Regions from separate parts of the Mus musculus genome. Here region 1 is linked to region 2. A link is a loop called in an ENCODE intact Hi-C map of the cell type or tissue named here. Cell type or tissue: heart. All regions are shown on one strand.

Region 1 (2,500 bases), 91 kb before region 2:
CTGACCAGAAGTACCAGGTAACAGGCATCTTCAAATATGATAGCTGGTTTTGCAAAACATTCTCCTAGAGGGATTTGTAATCTTGGAACTGGGAGTTGGGGAAATTGGTCCAAGGGCAGGCAAAAGAGAAACAATAGCTACATTTTTGAACCTGTGAACAGCATCATTGGCAGTTCTGGATTGAATTCAGAAGCATTCTGAAAATTCTTATTTTGGGCAGTATCTGTATATCGTAATAAAGTAATGTCATTAGTGTTTCTCCACCTCCCCTCCCGAGTCTGCACAAATCTGAACCTCCGTGCTATTGGCCAGTTGGAAAGGGTAATGTAAACAGATTCAGTTACCATAATTAAGTTATGTATCTGTGTACCGAATGCTTTGTCAGGCTGCAACTATTTCAGTATTCATTCTAAGCCGAGGGCATTGCCAAAATGAAATTACTGATGACAAAATTACCCTCTGTTGTTAAGACACAGCAGATGTAATAACCTAATATTTAACAGTGTTATTTTTGAAAAAAAAAAAGATGAAGACAGAGATAGAACTGTCCTTTGCCCTACACCAAAGAAGATAACTTGAAGGAGAGTGAACCACTTTACAAAATGGCTGCATTTTCTTTCACAACTGACCTAAAGGCCCAGGGGAGGGTTTCTCAGAATATTTGTTTGATGCAGGTGCAGGAAGAGGATTAGTAAGAGGAAAGAAAAATAATATATAAACAGGAAAAACAAAACATGTAAATAAAATCTGGACGAATGAAACTGTAGCTCAGGACATGGCATGCCATTGGGCTGGAGTCTGGGCGCTTGGAATCTCAAGTTCCTACTTGGAAGGACTCTGCATGCTGTGCTAGTCTAGACTGCAGAAGGAAGACTGGGCACCGAAGGGCACTCTTTCTTCACAGGCTGGAATGCAAACTCATTTCCCATTGCAAGTCAACCCACAAGGTACAGACTCTCACTTGAGAAATGCAGACAACTAGCAAAGGAAAATGGAAAGGCAGCCCCCAGTCCAAAGGACACTGCTTAAAACTGCATCTAAATGTAGGTGGTGGAAAGCTGGGTTGTGAGTGTGTAGATCCTGAAAACCCAGCTCTTGGGAGGTAGGGGCTGGAGGATAGTTCCAGGTCAGAATGGATTGCCTGAGACCCTGTTTTGTTTTGTTTTGTTTCGACTATAAAGTCAAGAGTATAGGAGAGCTCCCGAGTGGTCTCTGGGTGCTTAAACCCTTAAGGTTCTTGGTTGAGATGTAGATCTGAACGTCCTTCGCGGCCAGGATTCAACTCTTTTCTGTGAAGTCTTCAGGTCTCATCCAAATTAGACCGTACAGTTCACTACCTGTACATTCTGTAACACCAGGGCAGAGGCCAGAGTACGAGGAGAGGGGGGTTTAAGTCAAAGTCACTCCCCCCCCATCCCCCCCACCTCTGCCCGGTCAGATCCCTTAGGACCGGAACTCCTCCTCCTGGGAGCTCATGTTTTGGAAACTGGTGGGGTGGGGCCAGAAAACATTACAATGGAGCTGGGATGGAGGAGGTGTGCTTTTATTTCAGATTGTGTCATTCGAGTAGAGTCTCCCGAAACAGCCACTAACAGAACCGAGGCTCTTTTAGATCCCCTGGGTTGTTAGCCTGGCACACTGGGGAGAGTAGGTAACACAGCAGAAGAGAGAGGCAGTGGAGGAAGGCAGGAAACCCTTCACACGCCTAGCCCGGCTCATCCCATCCACTTTGGGGTTTGCCGTGCCGATTGTAACAAGAGGAAAGAGCTAGCAGAAACCCCCGAAGGAAAGGAACGAAAGGGGAGGTGAGAAACTCAATTGAAAAAGAGGTAGCAGGGAGAGTAAAAGTCAGCAGATGCAAACTGGGAGGCCAGAGGAGGAGGAAAAGGCTGGGCTTCGGCAACCTGCTGCTAGGATTTAGACAAAGGAGGTTTGAGAGAGGCGGGATCAGATTCTAATATCTGCTCCAGGAGAGAGCTCGCTGCTGGGCTCCGGGAGACAAAACAGCCGCAATTCACACTGACTGGAGCATGTACCACAGCGAGAGCTCCCAGGAAAAAGTAAGTCCGAGAAGGGATTGGCCAAGCTTGACGGACTCTGACATCGGAGACCCTCTTTGAGGCATGCCTCCGTCCGTGCGTTACTTCTTCATAGTGTCTGTGACTACTGTCATCGTTTTTATTGTGCTCTACGTGTTAAGTTTTGGAGGAGATCAAAGCTACCAGAAGCTGAACATCTCAGACTCGGTGATGCTGGCTCAAGTGTGCTCATCTTTCATCGACGGGAAAAGCCGGTTCCTGTGGAGAAACAAACTAATGATTCACGAGAAGCCTTCTTGCACAGAATATGTGACCCAAAGCCACTATATCACTGCCCCTTTATCTCAGGAAGAGGTCGATTTTCCTTTGGCGTATGTCATGGTCATCCATCACAATTTTGACACCTTTGCAAGGCTCTTCAGGGCAATCTTCATGCCTCAAAATATCTACTGTGTTCACGT
Region 2 (2,500 bases):
TCGGATGGACTGCATCTCTGTGTTTATTGTGTATAACACAGGAGAAAGAGTCAGCTACACTGGGTAGGCGTCTGAGGGCCAGTAGCCTCCAGCTGTAACCCTCTGGGAGCAGGAAGCTGCAGTGACTAGTTTTTACACACACTGGTCAAACCTTGGTAAACAGCCGCACTTGCACACACTGTCAACATTTTCATTCAGAGCAGAGGAGGCCTTGGCCAATGCTGAGCCTGAGCCATATGGGGAAGGCTTTGCCATTCTGTGACTGAACACAGAAGTGCTCTGGTATGGTCTTCCTTTGGGTCCTTAGCACTAGCAAACATGGAGATACACGAAAATTTCCTTTTCTTATCCTGGTGTCTGAAGTTGAACTCATGGCCTTGTATATGCCAAGCACAAGCTACACTACCCGGTTGCAACCCTAGCCAGAGGATTTAGATGTAAAATTTCCCTTCTTCTATGCCTTTCTTTCCTACAAAGTCCATTGACTAGTCTTTGTTGAAGCCAGAAACTTGTGGGGCAATGGTCTATGCACAGACAGCCTGGTCTCCAGTCTAGCTTAGGTCTTAAACCCCAGTGGGACCTGGTAGGTGGTAATTTCCACCTACAATGGGATGGAATGGTTATGTCTCAAAGCTGGATAGAGACAACTAGACACTCTCTAACACATATCTAGAACTCAAGAAATTGTTTCTTCTCCTTTTTAAGTGACTTCCCAAAAGGAGTACATCTAACTAGGCTAACTTAATCACTTTAGATATAATCAGATTGTTTATGAAGTTGGTTAAATAAAAAGTAAACTGTGAGAAATTTCCTAGCTTTCTTATACTAATTATCAAGAAACAGAATGGAACCGGGTGTGATGGCTCACGCCTTTAATCCCAGCACTTGGGAGGCAGAGGCAGACAGATTTCTGAGTTCGAGGTCAGCCTGGTCTACAAAGTGAGTTCCAGGACAGTCAGGGCTACACAGAGAAACCCTGTCTCGAAAAACAAAAAACAAACAAACAAAAAAAGAAACAGAATGGGGAAAGATCAAAAATTGCACAATTGCTGTCCAGAGACACCTCAGGAAGGAAGAGATGATAGAGCGGAACCCACCGCCTTCTATGCTTTTTGTAGAGATGGAGGGTTCTTGTTAAGACTATTGTCAATCAGCTGACTGGGTTCGGTTTGCTGTACCCAACTGGAAACTGTGGGCCAGCAAGGAGAAGAGGTCCAAGTGGTGGTATGTGTACAATTTTTGGGTCCTTTGGCCTTTGGAAGCAGTGAGGTTAGCAGAAGGTAGGGGAAGGGACGCAACTGCAGGTAGCGCCCTCTAGTGTTGCAATTCTCGCATTGGCCGCAGGTTAAGAGGAAGCCAGGGAAGAAAGACAAAGCGGCCAATTGGAGAGTCATTGCTGCCCAGCCCACCATATATATGGAAATGAGCATTGGGAGGGATGTTTACAAGAAAATCTAAGTTATTGTGACGTTTGTAGGAATTTAAAGAGATTCTTAACAGTGAGTAATGCTGACACCTACCCATTGCCCAGGGAGAGGTGGGTCCCTCCATCTCAGCCCACCTGGGCATCTTTTGCAAACATTCAACCGCATACTATGTGACTGTCGGCCAGAGACATTTCTTGTTCTCTGACAGGTCCCATGGTGTTCAACATGATTCTGGGACTTGTGGTAAATGCAAATTCTGGAGCTTTTCTAAGAGTCAGAACCCCTGGAGTGGAGAGATGAGGAAAGTTCCTCTAGCTGTGTGGGGGTGGTTCTGATGTAGCCTCACCTTCCCTAATCCCTATTAGAAATTTAGCTAATTAATCTATCTTTAGAAATGTAGACCAGTAGTTTGTATGCAATCTTTTTTTTTTTTTTTTTTTTTTTTTTTTTTGGTTTTTCGAGACAGGGTTTCTCTGCGTAGTCTTGGCTGTCCTGGAACTCACTCTGTAGACCAGGCTGGCCTCGAACTCAGAAATCCACCTGCCTCTGCCTCCCAAGTGCTGGGATTAAAGGTGTGTGCCACCATGCCCGGCTTTGTATGCAATCTTATTATGAATATGAAATGACTTGGGTCTAGTAGCATAGGCTTGTAATCCCTGGTGTTTGGAAGGCTGAGGCAGGAGGATTGGTACAGTGAGACCAAGAGTAGACTGACTGGTCAACTGAATAAGACCCTGTTCCCAAACTCTTTTTAAAAAATCTTCAAAAGGGCTTGGGATACGTCTCAGTGGTAAAGTGCTTTTTCCATTGTACACGGGCCATCAGTACAATCTTTAGAACTCAAAAAAAAAAAAAGGGAAATAGAATAAAGGCCAGCCCTGACAATGCTTTAGATCTGCAGTTTCCACACTGTAGAGTCAGCCAGCTACACAGACAGGAAACATTCAAGAAAAAAAATTTTTTTTTTGTCTGGATTGATCATGTGCAGACTTCTGGTCATTGTTCCCCGAGCCAGACAGGGTGGCGACTATTTACACTGCATTCTAAGTGACTTCAAAATGATTAAAGTGTAC

Evidence for each region. Peaks named below come from ENCODE experiments on the same cell type or tissue, not always from the same donor. Only the 100,000 strongest peaks of a DNase experiment are listed, where the experiment ranks them.
Region 1: a loop joins it to region 2, with 3 times the contacts of the local background. A loop is called at or near these places in 3 of 42 quality-filtered maps.

The regions. Positions count from the first base shown.
Region 1 is chr13:40,885,244-40,887,743 of GRCm38, forward strand. It overlaps Gcnt2 (glucosaminyl (N-acetyl) transferase 2, I-branching enzyme), which reads left to right and starts at 1,515. Exons shown (of 3, transcript NM_008105.3): 1 at 1,515-2,500. The coding sequence starts at 2,124. In heart, no CTCF peak of the experiment used is centred here; a DNase peak (open chromatin) is centred at 1,488; H3K4me3 peaks cover 1,461 bases; H3K27ac peaks cover 1,263 bases.
Region 2 is chr13:40,976,496-40,978,995 of GRCm38, forward strand. All of the region lies in intron 1 of A730081D07Rik (RIKEN cDNA A730081D07 gene), which reads right to left. Among named protein-coding and RNA genes, the nearest start is that of Pak1ip1, 23 kb to the right of the region's middle. In heart, a CTCF peak has its summit at 1,321 (motif pointing left); no DNase peak of the experiment used is centred here.